2 separate regions of the Mus musculus genome follow, and region 2 is linked to region 1. A link is a loop called in an ENCODE intact Hi-C map of the cell type or tissue named here. Cell type or tissue: left cerebral cortex. All regions are shown on one strand. Links, peaks and the distances in the headings refer to the core of each region. The heading gives the core; the rest is flanking DNA.

Region 1 (11,530 bases), core at 1,688-9,687:
TAAGGCTTTCCAACTTCCTCCAAATATACTGCACTATGAGTTTAGTTTTACTTTTTGGGCTAGTACTAGTACAATTGAATCTAGATCCTGTGCTTGTTAGGCAGGGGCTCTACCCACATCTCTATCACTATAACTAGACACACCACACACACACACACACACACACACACACACACACACACACACACAAAATCAGGAAGAAAGGGGCCAGAACTCAGGGGACAACAAACAAGATAAGGGAGCAACAAGATGGCTCAAAGGCAAATTCCTTTTGTTGTTCTTGTTGAGACCGGGTCTCAGAATGTAGCCCACGCTGGCCTCAGACTCATAGCAATTCTCCTTACTCAACTTCCTGAATGCTGAGATTACAGTCACATGCTAACACATCCAGTTTACAGACTAATTCTTCCTTCTTTAGGTCCCACCCAGACGAGACACCATGCGCGTCCATTACCTGTGGCTCCTCTTGATCCTAGGTAAGTGCTGAGGCCCAGGCTGGTAGCTGGGTCTGGAGATATCAGTGGATAATGCAGAGAGGGGATGGACCTGGGGCATTGGAGGGGAACCGCAGAGATTCTGTGCTCCTGCTCCACCGTGTGTCTCCCCAGTGTCTCCCTCTCCTACTTCCAGTGGAAGTTCTCACCCCTCAGTAACAACTTCTGACCAGAGTTGTGGCCTTTAGGACACGTGGCTTCGGCTCGGTACAGCTCAGCAAATGATTGGACCGTTGACCATCCCCAAACCCTCTTTGCCTGGGAGGGAGCCTGCATCAGGATTCCTTGCAAGTACAAAACTCCACTACCCAAGGCACGTCTGGACAACATCCTCCTTTTTCAGAACTATGAGTTTGACAAGGCCACCAAGAAATTCACAGGAACTGTCCTGTACAACGCCACAAAGACTGAGAAGGACCCAGAGTCTGAGCTGTACCTTTCTAAGCAAGGGAGAGTAACATTTCTGGGGAACAGAATAGACAATTGTACCCTGAAAATCCACCCGATACGTGCCAATGACAGTGGGAATCTGGGGTTGAGGATGACCGCAGGGACTGAACGATGGATGGAGCCCATTCACCTCAATGTCTCGGGTAAGGCATGGGGAGACAGCCAACTGTTCTAGCGGCAGCAAAGAGGGACCTGCTCAAACCCTGGAGCAAACAGCCAAGGTGCCTATTTAACATATTAAAGAGGGCCTGGCACCAGATTCTCCCAGCATCCCTCAGTCCCTACCTATTACAAAGAATGGCTGGCTCCTGGCCCCCACTCTCTAGCCCATCTCCCCAGCCCAAGAGCCGGGCTGCCCCTCCCCCAGGCTCTTCCCTATATAATCCAGCCATCTGGGTAGCCCACCCTCTTTTACCTCTAGCCCATTTCCTTGGCTGCTGTACCTGGTTCCCCTCTCCCACCCTTCCTCACCTGGCTCGGGGTCATATCCACTCTGGACTCTCCCAGATGTGCCTGCCTCTGGCTATGTTCTCCCTTTTATCTACAATATAATTTCTCTTCCACCACACCTAGGAGCAATCATGTTCTTTCCTTTTTATTTCTCCTTTTCATTTGCTCACCAAATAGGAAGCTTTGATGCACACACACACACACACACTCACTCACTCACATAACTCTCTCACACACACACAGCCAACTGCAGCATGAGCAATTGTCCTACCTCAGGCTTTCTCTCCTCAGCTTGTGTCTGTTCTGGAATCCGTTGTCGAGGCTCTCAGGTTTTCTGAAGCTTTCCAAAGCAGAGAGAGGTCTGGATTTTCAAATCTCTCAGTGTGTTAATGACCAAATTCTTTTAGGCTAGAGGAGAGCACAGGGCTCAGACATGACCTCTAACAACAGCCAGGGGCCTCTGCCCTAGACAGTATCATCACTCCACACTAGAGCTGTCCATGCTGCGTCTCTTGGTGTCACATCATCTGTCAGATGGTCTGGCATGGTGGAGATTTGAGCCCAGGGCCTCAGGATCACCCCACTAAAGGAATGTTGTGCTTGGCTGACTCTAAGTCTGAGTCTGACAAACAAACACGTGCCACCAATGATACATGGAGAATTAAACCAATCAATCAATCAATCAATCAATCAAATCAAATCAAATCACCCTGGGTGATCCTGAGGCCATTAGGAACATAATGGAAGGAGAAAGTGAGAAACAAAGTCAATGTTAAACACAATTTCCCAGCAGGCTTGTGTTCCCAAGGCCTTCCAGAGTAGTCGAACTGACTAAAGAAAGGCTAGCCTTGAAGGGCTTCTTCTGGGGTCACATGGGAGAGGAGGCCTGAAGTCAGGGGTGGACAGCCAGTCTGTGTCCCATCTCCAGCAAGCAGGCCTCTCTCTTCTTTCCCCTTAGAGAAACCGTTCCAACCTTACATCCAGATGCCATCAGAAATCCGGGAATCCCAAAGTGTCACTCTGACCTGTGGACTGAATTTCTCCTGCTTTGGGTATGACATCCTCTTGAAGTGGTTCCTAGAAGATTCTGAGATCACCTCCATCACCTCTTCTGTCACCTCCATCACCTCTTCTGTCACCTCCTCCATTAAGAATGTCTATACAGAGAGCAAGCTCACCTTCCAACCAAAGTGGACGGACCACGGAAAGAGTGTGAAGTGCCAAGTCCAGCACTCCTCCAAAGTGCTCTCAGAGCGCACTGTGCGTCTGGATGTTAAGTGTGAGTCTCCGGGTGGGAAGGATGCTACCTGTCACCTTCTTCCTAAATCCTGTTGCGTTGTACCCAGGGTGGGAAGAGCCTGTGTCCGCTGAAGGTTTAGCTGTCAGTCACCTGTTTCTGCGGTGGCACAACTGTCTCTTCTGTTAGTCCTGTGTCTCAAGACACAGGTTCATTTTAGCCTCTGCCTTGGCCTGAACAATAAGGCAACCCAGTTAAGTGTGGTAATGCAGGCCTGGAATCGGGCACTGGGCAGGGGAGTAAAACACTGTGGTCTCAAAAACCAAGGGCTAGAGATGTAGCTCAGTGGTATGGTGCTTGCTTAGCACTTGTGAGACCCAGGACTAACCTCCAGCATCAATCAATCCATCCATCCATCAGTCAGTCAATCAATCAATTCTGAAGCCACATCATGCTTTGAGGATCATCTCCTTAGAGTTCATTGTTCTCCATACATGTAAGTTTTCACATCATTATTTTATGCTTCATTCACCCATTCATTCACCCACTGAATGAATATTTACTGTGGGGCCTGGCATGGTGCTACATACATTTAAACCCAGCATGCATGAGGCAGAAGTAGGTGGAGTTCTGTGAGTTTGAGGTTAGCCTGGTCTACATAGTGAGTTCTAAGCCAATCAGACCCTACCTTAAAACAAACACCCAAGCTTGTGAATTGATTGGGTGCCAGTCTTGTCTTGAATGCCAGCTTAGGCTGAGCACACAGGTTCTGCCTGTGTGGATTAACAGTTGAAATGGAATAGACACATAAGAAACATAGAACAGAATTGCCAGGAGGAGATATGTATATTAATAGAAAAAGAGGTCTGGGTAGATAACTCTGAATTTGTCTAGCCAATCTAATAAACCCCCTTTGAATTATTTTTTTTAAAGCTTAGTACTATGTGATATACTGATTATTCAATTTTAAAAGACTTTTAATTTTTTATTTGTATGTGTGTGAGTGTTCTGCCTGAATGTATGCCAGTGCACGGATCACAAGAATGGTGTTTGTGGAGCCCAGAAGAGGGTGTTGGATGCCCTGGAACTGGAGTTACAGACAGTCGTGAGCCTCCCTGTAGATGCTGGAAACCCTAGTCCTCTGGAAGAGCAACCAGTGCTCTTAACTGCCGAGCCATCTCTCCAGCCCCATAATATATTTTTTTAAGTACTTAGGAAAGATAGTTCAATGGTTTAGAGCACTTACTGCTCTTGCAGAGGACCTGAATTCAATTCATAGCATCCACACCAGGCAGCTGACAACCACCAAGAGCTGTCTCTCCATGGGATCTGAGGCCGTCCCTCTGACACAGATACACACAAAGAAAAGAAAACAAACTTTTTTTTTAAATGTATTTGCCTTACAAGAATGAGGACTTGAGTTTGAACCCCAGAGCTCACATTCTTTTTTTTTTTTTTTTTTTTGGTTTTTCAAGACAGGGTTTCTCTGTATAGCCCTGGCTGTCCTGGAACTCACTCTGTAGACCAGGCTGGCCTCGAACTCAGAAATCTGCCTGCCTCTGCCTCCTGAGTGCTGGGATAAAAGGCGTGCGCCACCACACCCGGCTCAGAGCTCACATTTTAAGCGTTGAATGTAAGCAGCGTGTGGTGTAATCCTAGCACTTGGGAGGCAGAGGCAGGTGGATCTGAGTTCGAGGCCAGCCTGGTCTACAGTGTGAGTTCCAGAAACCCCCGTCTGGAAGAACAAAAAGCCAACAAAACAAAACAAAACAAGTTGGGTATGGTGGCCTTTGCTTGTTGTCTCAGCCGTGGGGAGGCAGATCCGGGTGGATCCTTGGGCTGGTCTAATAGAGCTCCAGATCAGCGAGAGACCTGGTCTCAAAAAATGTAAAAACAAGATGGATGGTTTCTGAAGCACAACACCCATGGCTGTCCTCTGACCATAGTCACCTGCGCACTCGCGGGCGCGCACAAATACCTCAAAAACCGGTCAAAAGGAGGCGGGTGATTAGAAGGATAGAGACTCATGTGAGGAAGGTGCAGACCTCAGCTGACATGATAGAGAACAGGCAAAGAAGTTCCCATGGAGAGAAAGAAATAAGCACAAAGGTCCTGAGGGGGAGCATCGTGTACCCACGGCAGTGGCCGAGGACCGGAGAGGAGTGTGGGTCAAGCCTGAGCCTTTTCAGCTAAGCAGGGAAAGAAGTAGAGAGGGCTGGTCCCCTGGGCTGTACAAGCCCAGTGGATAGACAGCTTCAGTGCCAGTCTTTGACGATGCTAGGGATACTCGGGGTGCCGGCAGAGACAACAAGGGTAGGGGACAGGAGAAATGAGAGTAGGCAGACAAGTGAGGAGCTGGGGCAGTCACCTGGGTGGACATAGGAACCACAGATGTGCGTGCTACTGCTGTCGGAATAACAGTGCAGCCACCGAGCATTCCCTGTGCTCTCCGCAACTGCTTCTCGTTTCCCGCAGATACCCCGAAGCTGGAGATCAAGGTCAATCCCACAGAGGTGGAAAAGAACAATTCTGTGACCATGACATGCCGGGTTAACAGCAGCAACCCGAAACTCAGGACCGTGGCGGTGTCTTGGTTCAAGGATGGGCGCCCCCTAGAGGATCAGGAACTGGAACAGGAACAACAGATGTCCAAGCTAATTCTGCATTCAGTGACCAAGGACATGAGAGGGAAATACCGGTGCCAGGCTTCCAACGACATAGGCCCAGGAGAGTCGGAAGAAGTGGAACTCACGGTGCACTGTGAGTTTCCTTGAAGCTGGTGAGGGAGGTGCGGAGTTAGCAGGATCCTCAAGGGATGATACCAGAGGTTCAGGTGGCTGCCTGCCCACATTAGCAGGCTCTGCTCACCTGTCCTGTGGCCATACATTCTTTCAGATGCTCCAGAACCCTCCAGGGTTCACATCTACCCTTCCCCCGCTGAAGAGGGACAGTCAGTAGAGCTGATTTGTGAGTCACTGGCCAGTCCAAGTGCAACAAACTACACCTGGTATCACAACAGGAAACCTATACCTGGAGACACCCAAGAGAAGCTCCGCATCCCTAAAGTCTCCCCGTGGCATGCTGGGAATTACTCTTGCTTGGCAGAGAACCGTCTGGGTCATGGAAAGATAGACCAGGAAGCTAAGCTGGATGTCCATTGTGAGCGGCCAACTGACTTCTGGGTTTTGGAGGAAAGAGGGAAATAAGGAAGGCAAATAGGGAGGGTGTAGGGGTGAGGGGTTGTGGGAGTGAGGGGGTGTAGTGGGTGTTGAGTGTGTTGGGGTGTGGAGGTATAGGGAGTGATGGGTGTGGAGGTGAAGGGGTGTACTGGGTGTAGGATGAGGGGGTGGGAGGGAGTTTGGAAGACAAGCCACCAGGCACCTGGAGCTTCACAGCTGCATTCTAGACAGTGACCAAGAGCCTCAGCTTATGGCACTTACTTAGTAGATGTTTGTTGAATGAATGAATGAATGAATGAATGAATGAATGAATCTCACCAGCCTGGTGGCCCAGATCTGTCATCCCAGCTACTGGGGAAGCTGAAAAATCACAAACGTGAGGCCTGCCTGGGCAGCAGAGTAAATTCAAGTTCAGCCTAGGCAACTTAGTAAGACTGGCTCAAAAGTAGAAAGAGGACCAGAGATGTAGCTCAATAATAGAATACAACCTACAATATACCAGTAAGGTACTCAGCAACCAAACACTAGTCTGGAATCCCCCAGTGAGGGATCTGGGGGCATGGCTCAGTGATAGAGCCCCTGCCTAGAATCTCCCAGTGAGGGGCTGGGGGCATGGCTCAGCGGTAGAGCCCCTGCCTAGAATCCCCCAGTGAGGAGCTAGGGGCGTGGCTCAGTGGTAGAGCCCCTGCCTAGAATCCCCCCAGTGAGGGGCTGGGGGCATGGCTCAGTGGTAGAGCCCCTGCCTAGAATCCCCCAGTGAGGGGCTGGGGGCGTGGCTCAGTGGTAGAGCCCCTGTCTAGAATCCCCCAGTGAGGGGCTGGGGCCGTGGCTCAGTGGTAGAGCCCCTGCCCAGAATCCCCCAGTGAGGGGCTGGGGCCGTGGCTCAGTGGTAGAGCCCCTGATTAAAATCCCCTATAGAGAAGTTGGGGGTTTGGCTCCCTTGGTAGAATACTTAGCACACATACAGCTCTGGATTCATCCAGCCCCGCATAAAAGAAACAAATGTAGTGGCACATACCCGAAATCTCAGCACTTAAGACACAAGGCAGGAGGATCATAAATTCAAGGTCACCTTGGCTCTATAGCAAGTTTGAGGCCTGCCTGGGCGATGTGAGGCATGGAGATCTAACATTCGTAGGCAACGGGTGAGGCCCTGAAGAAGTCCTGATAGATCTGAGAGCCAGAGGGACCATCTCACCATTCTGCCCCACTGTTTGGCATTCCTCGGCACTGCACAGCTTGCCTTGGAGATGCTTCCAGGATAGTGTTTGTTGGGTACCTAGTGGCTTGGATACAGACAGGGCTACCCATACTCTGAACATCTGAACAGCAGTAGTATCACACCACTGGCTGCTCTAAGGATATCCTTTGGGAAGATTCTAGAAGGCTAGGTGCCCAACTTGATAGGGGTCTACAGGCCACCATCACACAGCTTTAAACAGCATGGGCTCTGCTTCACAGGTGCAAGAGGGGACAGGAGAGGGGACAGGAGAGGATGCATTCAGGGACAATGTGAAAAGGTTCTGTGAAAACCAGCCTTGCAACTGGCCCAGGGTGGTGCAAGTCGGCCTTTTCGCTTATTCAGGGGCTATTCAAGTTCAAGGCTGACCTGTGCAAATTAAGAAGACTGTGACTCAAAAATAAAAGGTTAAAAAAGAAAAATAGGGAGCCGGGTGTGGTGGCACACACCTTTAATCCCAGCACTCGGGAGGCAGAGGCAGGTGGATTTCTGAGTTCGAGGCCAGCCTGGTCTACAAAGTGAGTTCCAGGACAGCCAGGGCTACACAGAGAAACCCTATCTTGGAAAAAAAAAAAGAAAAAGAAAAAAAGAAAGAAAGAAAGAAAGAGAGAGAGAGAGAGAGAGAGAGAGAGAGAGAGAGAGAAAGAAAGAAAGAAAGAAAGAAAGAAAGAAAGAAAGAAAGAAAGAAAGAAAGAAAGAAAGAAAGAAAGAGAAATAGGTTAGGGCTAGTGATATAGTTCATTCAGTGGTAGAACTCTTGCCTAGCCCATGTAAGACCTCACGTGTGGTGTCTGGTGCTTGCAAAGGGAAAGAAAAGAAATCATTCTTTGCTTGCCTCTCCATCTTTGCTTGCCTCTCCATTCTACCCTAAGATGCTCCCAAGGCGGTGACCACAGTGATTCAGAGCTTCACACCAATCCTGGAAGGAGACAGTGTGACCCTGGTCTGTAGGTACAACTCCAGCAATCCAGACGTCACCTCCTACAGATGGAACCCTCAAGGTTCTGGGAGTGTGCTCAAACCCGGAGTGCTGAGGATTCAGAAAGTGACATGGGATTCCATGCCTGTCAGCTGTGCTGCCTGCAACCACAAGTGTTCGTGGGCCCTCCCTGTCATCCTGAATGTCCACTGTGAGTGATATGGGGTGCCCAGGAGGAGGTCACATTGAGATCTGTGGGTGGGAGAGTGAGGGGAGGGGATGGGGACTCGGGCCACAGGCCAAAAGAGAGGGTTGAGGGAGGACGCACAGGGCTCAGCGCCAAGGAGACAGGGTGTCCTAATCAAGGGGACAGGAAACTTTGGGGACATCAAGAAGGGAAGAAAACCAAAACATCACCTGAGGCTGTGGCCCTGCAGACGCCCCCAGAGACGTGAAGGTACTGAAGGTAAGCCCCGCATCAGAGATCCGCGCTGGGCAGCGTGTCCTCCTCCAATGCGACTTCGCAGAGAGCAACCCGGCAGAGGTCCGCTTCTTCTGGAAGAAGAATGGGAGTCTCGTGCAGGAAGGGAGGTACCTGAGCTTCGGCTCCGTCTCCCCAGAAGATTCTGGAAATTATAACTGCATGGTCAACAACTCCATCGGAGAGACCTTGTCACAGGCCTGGAACCTCCAAGTGCTGTGTGAGTGGCTGGAGCTGGGGCCTAAATGAGAAGATGATGAGGTGACCCGCTGCCCCGGCCTGACTCGGGGTCTCCTTTACAGATGCTCCTCGGAGGCTGCGTGTGTCCATCAGCCCTGGGGACCATGTGATGGAGGGGAAGAAGGCCACCTTGTCCTGTGAGAGTGATGCCAATCCGCCCATCTCACAGTACACCTGGTTTGACTCCAGTGGCCAAGACCTCCACTCCTCAGGCCAGAAACTGAGACTGGAACCCCTGGAGGTCCAACACACGGGTTCCTACCGCTGCAAAGGGACCAATGGGATAGGCACAGGAGAGTCACCACCCAGCACCCTCACTGTCTACTGTAAGTTCCCCTTGCTGTCTTCCCTTGGTCCCTGTCCTGTCCTGGGAGCTGCAGTCCCTTCCCTCTTCCTTCTCCTGTGTCTAGCTCAGACATACCCTGTGACCTGAGTGGAAAGTCCCCTGCTCTTCCGGCCTGCCTTCCTCCTTTCTTCTACATGCCAATCTCGCCCTTGATGGATAAGACACTTAGTTCTTTTATTTTTTTTTTAATTTTTGTTTTGTTTTGTTTTGTTTTGTTTTTGCTTTTCAAGGAAGGGTTTCCCTGTGAAGTCATAGCTGTCCCAGAACTTGCTCTATAGACCAGGCTGGCCATGAACTCACAGAGATCTACCTGCCTCTGCCTCTGCCTCTGCCTCTGCCTCTGCCTCTGCCTCTGCCTCTGCCTCTGCCTCTGCCTCTGCCTCTGCCTCTGCCTCTGCCTCTGCCTCTGCCTCTGCCTCCCAAGTTCTGTGACTAAAGGTGTTGGCCACCACCACCCAGCTAAGATCCTTATTTCTTATCTTTTGATATTTTAGTGTTTTAAACAAGATAATACTAGCATATAGTTTTTTTAAAAAATCTTTTCAAGCACAAAAAGGAAGCTGAACAGGGCCTTGAGAGGTTGGAGTGGCGATGCCATGTGAAGGCCAGTGCCAGCCTGGGCTATGTAGAAAAACAAAACAAAAGAACCTCATCTCCTGGGCTGGAGAGATGACTCAGCAGGTAAGAGCATTGACTGCTCTTCCAGAGGTTCTGAGTTCAATTCCCAGCAACCACATGGGGGCTCACAACCATCTGTATGGGATCTGATGCCTTCTTCTGGTGTGTCTGAAGACAGCTTCAGTGTACTTACATATAATAAATAAATCTTTTAAAAAAAATCTCCCTTTCCTACAAAACCCACCCACACTTTTTTGTTTGAGATAAGAGTCTTGCTATGCAGCCCAGGTTGGCCTTGAACTCCAGGCTCAGCCTCCTGAGTGTGGGGATTACAGATAGGAGTAACCATGCCCAGTTTGTGCTGGCCTCTTTCAAATGACTGTAGCCCATCCCATCTCCCTAGCACCCTCTTCAAGGCAGAGACGAACTGAAACCCTTGCTGTGGACACACCTGCAAGGACAAGCCAGGGACCAGGCTTGTGTTGGAGCAGAGTCTGTCTGGGTGCACTTTAAGTTTTGACTGTCTGATCAAACTGTTCTCAGGGTTGCAGGGCAGCAACCAACTCAAGGGTCACAGGCTTTCTGTGAGAGCTGACTATGGAGTAGCTCTTGCTAGAGGCAAAGATTTGTCTCTTCTCTGCTATCAGGGGTGGAAAGACAGGGACTTCTTCTCCATCCTCTTCTCTATCCATCTCCCATATGAGGAGGAGATCTGCAGGCAAGAAGGACCAGGCTTCGTGAAAGGATAAGGACAGAATGCTCTCTCTCTGCCTTCACAAGGCAGAGTGGGCCTGTTTACCTTTCTTCACCAGACAGTCCAGAGACCATCGGCAAGCGGGTCGCCTTGGGACTAGGCTTCTGCCTGACTATCTGCATCCTGGCCATCTGGGGGATGAAAATCCAGAAAAAGTGAGCCCTGTCTGTCTGCTGCCCCTCCTCTTCCTGTCCCCTCCCCACAGCCCGCAGCCTGCCAGGATCATCCCCACCTGCCCTCACAAACCCCTTGATCCTTAGATGGAAGCAAAACCGCAGCCAGCAGGGGCTTCAGGAAAATTCCAGTGGCCAGAGCTTTTTTGTGAGGAACAAAAAGGTAAGACGAGAGGAAGATGAGATCCAGGGTAGCCCTTGGAGACAACAGATGAGAAAAGGGCTTGAGGGCACACGGGCATCTGCAGTCTCAGTGCTGGAGAAGCACTGAGAAAAAGCCTCCAGGGAATTGTTGGGGTCAAAGGCCAGGGGCAAGGCATGGGGTCAGAGAAGAGAGCCATAGCTTCCACTTTGCATCTTCCAGGCTAGGAGGACCCCTCTCTCAGAAGGCCCCCAATCCCAGGGATGCTACAATCCGGCAATGGATGACACCGTTAGTTATGCCATCTTGCGCTTTCCAGAGAGTGACACGCACAACACTGGGTAAGGAGGGTACTGGAGTTTGGTAGCTGTAATTCCCAAGGGGTGTGGGAGGAAAACAGTGTGTCCTAGTCTGCCCTCTTTGTGCCGGACCTGTACAAGGCTTCACCATACACGTACACTCATTCCCTTATTCTTGCTGCATGACAAGGTAACAGGCCTCAGAAGGGACGTGTGTCTTTAGTTCAGAAGCTGGTGTCCAGAGCCAGGCTGCACGGCAGGTTGACAGTGTTGTGATACATTCACACAGCCATTTTCATTAGCTGCTGCTCTGGTGCTGTGCACAGAGAAGTCCTCCCCTAAGGGGCTGGGGTCGAAGCGCTGCTGGGAAAGCTCATGTGTAGCCATCTCCTTTCTCTCAGAGATGCAGGGACCCCAGCAACACAGGCTCCTCCTCCAAACAACAGCGACTCGGTCACTTACTCGGTGATACAGAAGCGGCCTATGGTAAGAGGGCAGAGCTATGGAA
Region 2 (11,530 bases), core at 2,389-10,388, 210 kb before region 1:
AGAGTAAAGGGCCCTCTGCAAAGCCTCTCTTTTAAGCCTCGGACTTTTTAAGTCTGAAGCGTCTTCCTCCCTTGATTTAGTTAGTGCCAGTGGGTTTGAAGAAAGACAGGCTGGCTGATTTGGTGCAACTCTTGTGTAAACTCTCCTGATCTGGCCTTGAACTTGTTGAGCCAGTCCATCCTACTGGCAGGAGGAAAAAGCCCCGCCAGACTTTTGTTTTAGAGGCCATCTTTAGTCTAGGGTCTGGAGGAAGGCAAGGAAGGCAGCCATCTTGGAGGTTCATCATCTTCCTTAGCTAGCTCCTCTCCTTATCTGTCTGCCTCCCGGGGAGTCTGCCTCCCGGGGAGTCTCAGTGAGCACCTACGGTCTGAGCCGGGAGAGAAGAAACGAGACAAGAACATCCCTTGGAGGTCACTGGCCAGCAAGTCCAGCAGAATTTGTGGGCTTACGATACAAAGTTAAGTTTCTGATGAAGACAACCAGTGTTAGACAACCTCTAACACACACACACACACACACACACACACACACACACACTGTGATTGATCAAGTGGCCTCACTGGGAAGGTGGTACCTGAGTGGAGTCCAGGAGATGAAAATGAAGGAGGGATAGAATGAAAGATGCTTCCCTGACAGACCCGCAAAGGGCAGGGGACCTGGCTGAGTGGCTGGTCAGGTGTGAGGAGGAACAGGGGAACACCAGGGACGGGCTGGAGTACCGGACCTGAGTTGGTTGGTGGAGATCACGGGTCCAGAGGTGACAAGGGACTAAATGCGGGACTTGTACATGGCCACACTAAAGCCTCAGCTTTTAGCTGGAAGGCAGTGCCTTTGGGGCAGGCCCGTGGGACCTGACTCAGCAGTACAGGTTTCTTCTGGTAGTAGCTGAGGATAGAGTACTCGGGCTACAGACAGGAGCAGGGTGCCAGGCAAAGGCTGTCGTGCCACCGGGGTTGGGGGTGGGGTAAGACGCTGGGTCTTGGTGACAACCTCTGTTGTTGGTGCTGGAGGCAGGAGCCTGCTTCCAAAACACTCCCCCTCTGACCCAGCTGTCTGGGGGGATGGCACTCAGGGCTAAATGGCACTCTGTTGTCCTCTGTCATCTCACTGCTTAAACAGAAGACCTGGGTCTTCCCCTCCCTTCACAGTGGGACTTGGCCCTAAGTGACAAGTCGCTGAGCCAGTCACAGCTAGCCCCAGAGCCACAGTGACTGGGACAATCCTTTGAAAATGCCAAGATAGTCAACAACAACAGGGTGTGCCTCGCTCTGGCTTGCTCAGAGCTCAGGATTAGCCTCTGAGGTCAGTACAGGAGGCCCGGAGTGACTGAGGGTGCTGAGGTGGGACCCAGGCTGCCAAGAGGCAGCACCAGCCAAGCCTCATGAGCTGCACGCTCAATGTTCCCGCAGCCTCAGGCTCTGGCCACATATGCAAGAGGTTAAGTCAGGACAGGGAGAGTTTGTAGCCAGGGGTCACTGGCTGGGAACTGATCCCTGAGCAGACTATGAGACACAGTGGGAGAGCAGGAGAGAACAAAGGCTTTTATCGAGGGGAAAATCAATACATAAGATATTTAATATAAAGAAGTATATTTAATATATAGATCACACATAAATATGATTTCTTATTCTCGATTAAACTCGTTTTAACTTTTAGGTTATTCTAGTCTTCTTTTAAAATACATTTACATTACTTAGTGTGTTTGTGTGTGTGTGTGTGTGTGTGTGTGTGTGTGTGTGCATGCACACTGTGGAAATCAGAGGGCAACTTGTAGTAGTTACTTCTTTCTTTCCACCATGGGGGGCTGGGGATTGAACTCTGGTCTCCAGGCTTGGCAGCAATCACCCTTTCCCCAGGGAACCACCTCACTGGCCCAGGTTACTCCAGCCTAAATGTCTTTGTTCCCACACAGTGTGTTAAAGATGGGCCTTCTCCTCTCCCTCCCCTTCTTCTTCCTCCTCTACCTCCTCCTCATCTTCCTCCTCTTCCAGAAGACTCTCCTGATGAGGACACTGCCTCTGCAACAGAGAACAGCTGGGGCAGCTGCTGCATGCCCTTGTGCCTACCTAACAGAATGCAGTTAAGACATCCAGGCCACACCACTTTGGAAAGCTTCCCCCCCCCCCACCCCACCCCCACCTTGTTGCTTAAACAGTGCAATGCCATCAAACTGAAGATTCTTGTTTTTATACCCTCCCTTGGGAGACAAGTTACGTTGAAGTTTGCTCTGTAGATCAGGCTAACCTCAAACTCAAGGAGATCCACTAGCCTCTGCCTCCTGAGCGCTGGCAGGGCGGCCCCAGTTTCCTAAATGCTTGCCTTTCTGCACTGTGGTTTTGGGTAATGGCTGGTGTGAGAGGTGTTCATCAGAAACCTAGAATTCTATAATTCACCACGTACTGCTTTTCTCTGCCTACACCTAGCAATGGCCAACCGAAGGCTAAAGAGAGAAATCTCTGGTTCCCTTCCCCACCTCGCTCTCTAACTATCCCCAGCCTATAAGTGGGTGGCAGGCTTTGTTTTTTATTACCAGAGACCCTCTCCCAGGTGCCCCCCTATAAACTCTTTGCTGTAGTTACTGTTCCTCCCTTTGTCTGTCTGTCCTTGTTGCCTTTATGGAAAGATTTGATTGTGTGTGTTTATATATTTGTGTGGGTGTAGAGTACACCTTGAAATCTGTTCTCATCTTTCACCATGTGGAGCCTAGGATTTGAACTCAGGTCATTGGGCTTGGCAGCAAACACCTCTACTCGCGGAACTACCTTGCCTACGCTGTTCGATTTGGGGGTGGGGGGTGGGAAGGGGCATGGTCTCACTATGTAGCACAGGCCTGTCTTGAACTCTCCATCTTTCTGTCTCAGCCTCCCCAGAACTGAGATGATAGCCTATGCAGACCATGTCCAGCCCCAGGCATTTTTGTCAGTTAACTTTCCAAGGCCTTTGGGGGTGGGGAGGAAACCCTTATTATTTCCTTTTTTCCTTTGCACTGTGAGCAGACATGTCCTGTTTTCCAGGGCTCCAGTGACATCCTGTGGGGGTTCTGGCTACACAGACATCCCTGAAGATGTACCTGGGGGGGGGAGGGAGGAAGAGGAAGAGGAGGAGGAGGAGAGAAAGCCGCCTCTCTGGCAGTGGGGGTCTGCAGGCAGCTGCATGGAAGAAAAGGGGGAAGCTTCAGAGAAAGGTGAAGAAACCCAAAGTGCCAGGGAAAGACAGCAGGCTTAGAATTTGTGACGGGTATATGAAAGAAAAAGATTGTAAATAAAGAAAAAGGCATGGTTTTGTTTGGTTGGTTTGTTTTTGTTTTGTTTTGTTTTGTTTTGTTTTGTTTTGTTTCTTGTAACTTAGAAAAACTGTCAGGCTGCAGTGTTCACAATGAACCCTTTCAGGCATCCCTACTGAGGAGGGAGTTCTGTGAAGGATAAGCACATCATCGCCTTAAGGGGATAATTATTCCTCCATCTCCTTAGCAGGGCTTTAGTGAATCCACTTTCGAGGGATGATCCAGCCAGGTGATTGACAGGCCCAGCTGGATTAACTCTTAAGGGAGCTGTCCTAGTTAATTTTAACTGTCAACTCAACTGTAGCCTAAAGTCACTGGAAAGTGGCGTCCCAGTTGAGGAATTGCCTAGATCAGATTGGCCTGTGGGCATGTCTGTGGGGGAATTGTCTTGTTTGTTTAATGATGCAGGAGGGTCCACTGTGGGTGACACCATTCCCTAGGCAGCTGATCCTTGGTTGTATAGGAGAGCTAGCAAAGCCTGAGACTGCGGGCGAGTCAAGCAAGCAGCATTCCTCTGTGGTTTCTGCTTCAAGTTCCTGCTTTGATGTCCCTCAATGCTGGACTGTAAGCTGAAATAACCTGTTTCCTCCCCTAAGTAGCTTTTGGTCAGAGAGACAGAGTAACAGCAGCAAAAGCAAGCTGGAGCCAAGCAGGGATGGCACACACCTTCAGTACCAGCACTCAGGAGGCAGGCAGGAGGATCTCTGAGTTCGATGCCAGCCTGGTCTATAGAGTGAGTTCCAGGACAACCAGAGCTACGAAGTGGGGGTAGGTGGGGTGGGTGAAAGGAAGAAAGAAAGATGTAAGCCAGGGTAGGAGGAGACAATGATGTGTAATGTTCTAATCTTTGGAGCAGATCAGAATGTCATGTCTCTACCCAAGACTACAGGTAGATTCCATTCTTTTGACCAGGAGGACCCAGGCTTGGAATGAGAGCCTATGACCCATCCCCTGTGACCTCTAAGGCCAGTTCACTGATACCTGTAGCTTTGACTCTACTTTCATTGCATTCCTGAAAGTGTTGTGATGCTGAGACCAAACGGGTGGTTGATTTTTTTTCCCCTGTTAAGTTAGAATTCCCACAGTATTGAGAAATCAGAGCCTGTTCCAGGCTACAAAGGTTGCTCTGGGCCAGATGACCTCAAAAAGGCAACAGGAGGTTGTTGAGCAGATGACAGCACTAGGAGCCCTTCCTGCTCTTGCAGAGGACCTGAGTTCTTTCCCATTACCCACGGTGGGCAGGTCACAAAAGCCTGAAACTCCAGCTTCAGGGGATCCAATGCCCTCTTCTGGCTTCTGAGGACACTGTGAGCATGCACGCATGCACGTACGCACGCGCGCAGATAAATAAAAATGAAAAAAAAAACATAAAGGAAAGATACTTCCAATAACCTTGTCATCTATATTAATGTATGTTGTTATAGAATATATTGTACATATAATCACCCCTCTACACCTGTCTGTTCTGTGTGGGAGGAATCCATCAACTGTAACAAGTACTCTGGGGGAAAAATGTGTTCTCTGGAGGATGTCTGACCTTCTGACCTTGCAACATGGTATCTGCTACAAATGTGTAGGGCGGCTCTTGTCTTGTGCAGACAAGAGTCTTGGGCAGACACAACTGCCAGGACAACTCTGTATTGTTGAATACAGAGTAACAACTCTACCTAACATTTCCACTGTACTGAGTGTTACAAGTACTGTGTAGGTGATTTTAAATCCATAGCAGACATGGCTAGGTTCTGGGCAAACACTATAGCATTGCAAATAAAGGACTTGAATAGCCAAGCATTCAAGGCATCCTGGCAATATGTGTAGACACTGAACAATGACTGTACGCTCATTTTAGTTTACTATTTTATTTTATCTAATATTTTAAACAATTGAGATAGGATCTTGCAACATATCCTGGGCTAACCTATGACTTGCTTTGTAGCCCAGGCTGGACTCATACTCAAACTCTTTTGGCTTCAGCCTTCCAAATATTAGGGTTACAGGTATGTACCAGACTGCCCTACCACCTCAACAGTTTCAACCAAACTTTTAAAACATACTTAAAATTTATTTTAAATTGTGTGTCTTTGAGAGGGTATGCTGTATGTGTGTGCAGGTGCACTCAGAGGCCAGAGGCATCGGATCTCTGGGAGCTGGAGTTACAAGCAGTTGTGGCGCTGAGGGTTCCTGGAACACAACTCACGTCCTCTTCAAGAGCAGCTTGCACTCCTAACTGTGGAGCCCTCTCTCCAGCCCCCTCACGTAAGCTTTTTAAGAAACAGCACATTTCTCAGTAGGTAAAATGTCAAAGTACAAGTGGGATTACCGATCTCTCCTCTGTCTTCTTCCATATGGGTGTGACTCTCTGGGGATATTTTATCCCTATACAAGTACATACACACACACACACACACACACACACACACACACACACACACTCCACTCCACACCACACCACACACAGACACTGTCTCTCTGCCACAGTGGTATCACCCCCCTCCACACATACACCTCACACACCTCACTTTGGTCCCTTATCAAGGAGACTGAAGACTGCTTACATCTAACCACAGGGTGCCACTTATCTTAGACAAGATAGTCATTCTCACACTCATCCTGCCTCACAATCTGCTCGCGATTCTCACCTGGTCCCTCTAGCATCTGGGTGCACACCCAGGAGGGATGAAGGACAGAAACCCAAGCTTTCCCACTCCCACCCCACCTAGCTCCTGCTCTCTGATGCATGTAGTTCTATGATGTCCAGCAGAGGGAGACACTCTCCTACTCTTAGGACCACCAAGGGTTTTAGATGTTTTCCCCAGAGGCAGTCGAGCTTCTGGAAGATGTGGCTAGGTACAAAGATGCCCTAAGGGGACCTGGAAGTCTCTTCCCTCCATCCCAGGCCAGACCACTGCCAGGCCTGTCCTTCCTCTGTTTGTATCTCTAGCTGTGCTTCTTGCTTTGGTACTGCCCTGAGGGAGGGCTCCGCTCCTTTATGGGAGGCAGGATGCCTTGTCCTGGCTAGGGCCTGAAGATCAGGAGCTACCAACAGGGAACACAGACTATCATAGTTAAGTGAGCTACATCAGGGAGGGAGGCCTTGGCGAGAAGTGGGGAGTCCTTTTCCTTGCCCCACAGACCCTTGGCCCTAAGTTCCCTTAAACTTTCCTCTCCACACCCACAACAGCAACCTCTCCCAAGCCTGGTGCCTCTGGGTCTCCACCCTACCGCCTTCACCATAGTGTTGGGGGTCGTCTGGAGTCCAGCTGGTGGCCGAATAGAAGCCACCCCTTTCCTGGCCCTGCCCCTCCCGGTGACCCCAATCCTCTGCCAGCCACTCAATGGTGCCTTGTTCTCCATCCAGACCCCGGACAAAAGTTCTTCTGTGTAAGGAGGAAGAATTTTGGGGGAGGGGGCACCTCCAGCAGGGACCATGTGGGAGCCTTACAGACCCCAGGCGGAAGGAGTGCCATTTGGACAGGGGGCAGGGAAGGGTGGGGGCTTGTAGAGTACAGGGAACTCATCTGCAGTAGAGGAAGACAACTTTGACATCCACATCCATGCCCACACCCACTCCGTAGATTGAACGTCCACCCGACATCTCCTCATCTCTGAGAGAAACGTTGAAAGTCAGTTCGGTTTTCAGTCTTCTGGGGCCTGGTCTATGAACCCCAAGAACCAGACCTTCCCCAACTTCTACCCACCACTTGAGTGCCTTCTTCCTATTACAACTTTGGCCTTGTCAGTGTCTTTTATTAACCCCTGCCAACAAAGAATGCAGAATGGAGAGTGGGCTTTAGTTCCCTACAAATGCCAGTGGGTGCATCCCCAAACAAAACAACAACTGGTGGTGCATGCCTTAAATCCCAGCCTGCGAGACAGAGATGGGTGACTCTCAACAAGATCAAGTCCAGCCTGGTCTGTAGTGTGAGTTCCCAGGCCAGCCAGAGCTACATAGTGAGAGCTTGTCTCAAACAAATAAAGAAAAAGCCCCACCCCCACTACAACCTAAATCAGAAACAGATTACATGTATGTTCCACGTTCTCCCACATCGTTCCAGGATGATGGGCGTCTGTCATTAAGGACCCCAGAATCTTCCCCGTTCCCAGTCTCCTTTGATGTTTGGGAGATCAGACACACCCTCTTCCCTCCAATCCTCAGCCCACCCTGGTCCCCTTCCACTTTACCTGAGGCTACTATAGTTAAAGAATGAGTAGAACTGTCTCTTTAAGGGAGGAATGGAGTGGGGGCGTCCCTCGCCTCAGGGAGACCTGACTTGTGCCTGCCTGCCCAGGTTTGCTCAGGGCGTGGCAGTGTGGATAAAGGCTGTCCCGGCTTGGCAAGTCCATACTCTGCTTTCTCCCGGAACCACCTCTCAGCCTGTTGAGCTACTCAGGTGAGTGGCCTTGGGGGCCCCTTCCTCCCTGAGCCTCTGCTCCCCCACTCTCTCTAACTCTCCTCTAACTGCACCTATTACATAGAAACTGGGGTTAAAGACCCCTAAAACTTTCCTGCTTAAAGATTCTTTTATGGGGACAGGAGACTACCCGCCTCTGTCAGCTGATTGTCCCAGATGGCTCACCTCTGTGGGACTGGATTATACAACTGGGGGGACTCACCTGATATTCATAGACGGATTGGGGAAGCCTGGGGGAGGTCTGAGAAGATGAGAAGTCTGGGTTTACCTGAGGTATCTGAGGTGTCAGGGTGTACAGGAAGTGACTACATCGTAATATCGTGATTGAGGGTTTCTCAGTGGATGAGAGTAGAGGGGTGTCTAGGGGTAACTAAGTAGATGAAGAGTAATTTAAGTGCCCTGGGGGGAGGAAGCAGATGGAGGTGTGTGTCTGAGCGGCCAGGTATTATTAGGGCACAAGGAAGATAGATGAACACCAGGAGAGAGAAGTCTGATCCAGGGAAGCTGTAAAGCGGGACTTGGTTAGGAGATGGGGACTCAGATGACAAGGGTGTATGCATCCTACCCTGCAGATATGACCATCCACCGTCCTGGAGTAGGGGAAAACACGGAAGCTGCCCTCTGACTAGCACAGGCAGGAAGCAGATGAGGGGTGCTTAGTGTCCCAGCAAGGCTGGTTCTCTCTGTGCTGGCTCCCACTCTGGTTCACTCAGAGATTGTGGTCCTTTGGGGTCTTGGAAGAGTCTGGAGAGAGAAGTGTAAGAGGTGAGATTCAGCAGCCATATTGATAGAGCACACAGCGTTAGGATGAATTCCCATGTGATGGCTGTGTGGGATAAGAACAGTGTCAGCTTCATCAAGCTGAAAAGACAGTATGAGGGAGTCAGGCTGGAACTGAGAAAAATGGCCGCATAGGCTGGGCACTCAGCTGCAACCCATGCATGTGTGACAGAGTATCAGGGGGCAGCCTTAGACCACAAGCATCCATAGCTGAGACCCCTAACCACTACTGGAGCTCCCCAAAGCTTGCTGGGGCCCTAGACATCTGAGAAATAGTCCCCAAATCAACTACAAGAAATATATGTCTAATCTAAACAAATGGGTCCAGGGTATGTGTGTGCATGGTATGTGTGTGTGTGTGTGTGTGTGTGTGTGTGTGTGTGTGTGTGTGAGTGATAAGTGTTAATTAAGTCCAGGGCCTGAAGAGCAGGCTAAGCAAGCCTCCATTGCTAGCCCCTCTCTGAGGGATTCTAAGCAGTGGCTCTACCACTGAGCCACGCCCCCAGCCTCTCACAGGGGGATTCTAGGCAGGGGCTCTACCACTGAGCCACGCCCCCAGCCTCTCATAGGGGGATTCTAAGCAGGTACTCTACCACTGAGCCACACCTCCAGCCCTTCACTGGGGGATTCTAGGCAGGGGCTCTACCACTGAGCTGTATCTTATATCCTTTTTTTTAAAAAAAAAAAAAAACTTTTTATTTTGTGACAATATCTCACTAAATTGTTCAGTCTGTCCTTGCACTTAGTCGTATCCCAGGCTGGCTTGGAAGTAGAATTTCTCCTGCCTCGGCTTCCCTAGTTACTTGAATGGCAAACCTGTAGCATTGATTTAGATTACTAAAGAAGCTGAAGGATTTCTCGGCCTCTGGGATTGGTCCCAGAGAAATGGCAACGTCTGTGTGAGCATGTGGGACTCCCCTGCACCATCGGTGACTGGTGGCTCCATTCCCAAGTATGTGCTTTGGTGTGAATGAAAAAAGGTTAGTTCTGAAGGGTGACATTGGGGCTGCTGGGGATTAAAGAGAGGAGTCACTGTAAAGTCACTGGACAGTGTCCAGCAGGTGGGGAGCCGGGATGAGTGTTTGTGTGTGTGTGTGTGTGTGTGTGTGTGTGTGTGTGTATGTGTGTGTACACGTGCTTACGAGCTCAGGACAGTTGAGCAGGGCAAGCAGGGGAGGTTCACAGGCAGCAGGACTTTTATTACAGGCCTCCAGGGTGATAGAAAGACAGATGGTCACAGCCAGGGCTGTATGGAAAGGGCTCTGTGCTAAGCCTCACTGGAGAACCTGTAGTGTTTGCTGTCAAGAGGGCTGGGGGGAGGAGTAAGCAGGGGCTGAGCAGAGTGAGGGCTAGGGTAGGGGGCAATAACTGGAGTAGAGTTGGGACTGCAGAGAACGCTCAGTGGGGTCTCAAGGGACAGACCCAGGGGTGGGGCAGAAGACAGAGGTCCCTCTGGACATATCCCACCAGCTTGACATTATTTCCCTCATACACGCACCCAGCAGCCCAGGGGGTCAGCTCAGGCCTCAGCTAGAAGCCTGCAGTGTGTGGGCAGAGCCTGGCAGGCTCCAAGCTGTCTGTGCGAGCCACTCCCAGAACCCGGGCCTCCTGCCACCTGGCTCCTGGCACCCTCTTCCCCAAAACACCCCGGGGCCCTCACAGTTCTGAGTTATGAACAGCTAGTTGGGAAAGAGGCATTGTTTAAATTCTGCTTTCTGGATCAAGTCATCCAGGGCATCAACTTTCTTGTATCAGAGCCTCAGTTTTCCCATCTGTAAGATGGGGCTAACAAGCTGGATTTGATGGTGCACACCTATAATCCTAGCCCTTGGAGACCTGAGGCAGGGGGTGGCAAATTCAAGGCCATCTTAGACATAGCAAAACACTGTTCTACCTCCTCTCTCAAGGAAAAAAATCCATTCACAGTAAAACCTAATATCACTGCCAGGAAAATGGCCTCTTTGCACATAGGACCTGTTCCTTCATGGAACCTGAATGCTCACCCAGCCCCCACTTGACTTTGGGGCTTCTTATCTTCCTGCCCAGTGAGCTTCAGGTTCACTGCCAGTCTTCCTGTGTGTACCCTGGGCTGTGTTCCTGGTGAGCAACAGGTGAGACAGAGGTACAAAGCCTTACATCCTGGTCACCCTGCTGAGGTTAGGCCTGTTTTCTGGACTCCTCTAGGTCAAGGCTTTGACATGCAAGAGGTTGTTCTGAGCCTGTTGGTCCTTCTAGCAGGTGAGTATCTGGCCCCCAAACTGCCTTTTCTCAGAGCCTCTCAACGGGCAGACTCTCTCTCCCCCCCCCCCTCTCTCTCTCCCTCCCTGCTTTCTCTCTTCATCCACTGGGGAAATGCCATTTAATCATCAGTGACAACAAGCAAAAGGCTCAGTCCAGTACTGTTGTGCTGTGTGTCACACCCTCCCTACACTGCCATCCCACAAGCAACCAGGAGGCTAGCAGTGATGGAGCAGGTAACCTGAGTACCCTGTGCCTCAGTTTCTCCATCTGTGAAAACACAGAGAAGAATGTCACTTAGTCATAGGGGCTTTGTGAGCCCTAAATGAGTTAATGTTTGACCAGGGCCTGGGTGGAGCAGGCTCCAAGCGTGTGTGCCTAAGAATTAAGCATTGTTTTTCTCCCATTAGCAGAACTCAGGCCCGGAATGAAGCCAGATGAGCTTTCAGCCAGAATTGAGTTCTTCCTCCTTGCTATTGGCATGCTTTTCTCCTTCCTCACCTGCTCTGCCTCTTCTTTGCATGTGTATGACTGTGTGTGTTCATGTGTGTGCATGCATGTGCGTGTTTATTCATGTGGCAGCCAAGGACACCTTTGGGTGTCATACCTGAGGAGCAAGCCACCTTTAAAAAAAATTACTTATGGATATGATGGTTTTGCTTACTTGTCTGTGCTTGGTAACTGTGGAAGCCAGAAGGGGGCATCAGAACCCATGCAACTGGAGTTAGAGATGGTTGTGAACCATTTTGTGGGTGCTGCAGACTGAACCTGGCTCCTCTGCAAGAGCAGTCATTGCTCTTAACCACTCAGCCACCTC

What was found. Hi-C counts contacts between places; a loop is a spot of excess contacts. Peaks named below come from ENCODE experiments on the same cell type or tissue, not always from the same donor. Only the 100,000 strongest peaks of a DNase experiment are listed, where the experiment ranks them.
Region 2: it touches region 1 in a loop (4-fold over the local background); 5 of 42 quality-filtered maps call a loop at or near these places.

The regions. Positions count from the first base shown.
Region 1 is chr7:30,866,996-30,878,525 of GRCm38, reverse strand. Cd22 (CD22 antigen) reads left to right here. Exons shown (of 16, transcript NM_001043317.2): 4 at 419-476; 5 at 683-1,087; 6 at 2,353-2,673; 7 at 5,107-5,391; 8 at 5,527-5,790; 9 at 7,923-8,180; 10 at 8,407-8,670; 11 at 8,753-9,016; 12 at 10,467-10,563; 13 at 10,669-10,744; 14 at 10,946-11,064; 15 at 11,424-11,508. The coding sequence starts at 440. Among named protein-coding and RNA genes, the nearest start is that of Cd22, 7.6 kb to the left of the region's middle. In left cerebral cortex, for the core only: a CTCF peak has its summit at 5,245 (motif pointing left); a DNase peak (open chromatin) is centred at 5,253.
Region 2 is chr7:31,072,765-31,084,294 of GRCm38, reverse strand. It overlaps Fxyd3 (FXYD domain-containing ion transport regulator 3), which reads left to right and starts at 7,598. Exons shown (of 8, transcript NM_008557.2): 1 at 7,598-7,674; 2 at 10,660-10,713. The coding sequence starts at 10,674. In left cerebral cortex, for the core only: a CTCF peak has its summit at 6,041 (motif pointing right); DNase peaks (open chromatin) are centred at 6,056, 6,611, 9,392 and 10,075; H3K27ac peaks cover 2,370 bases.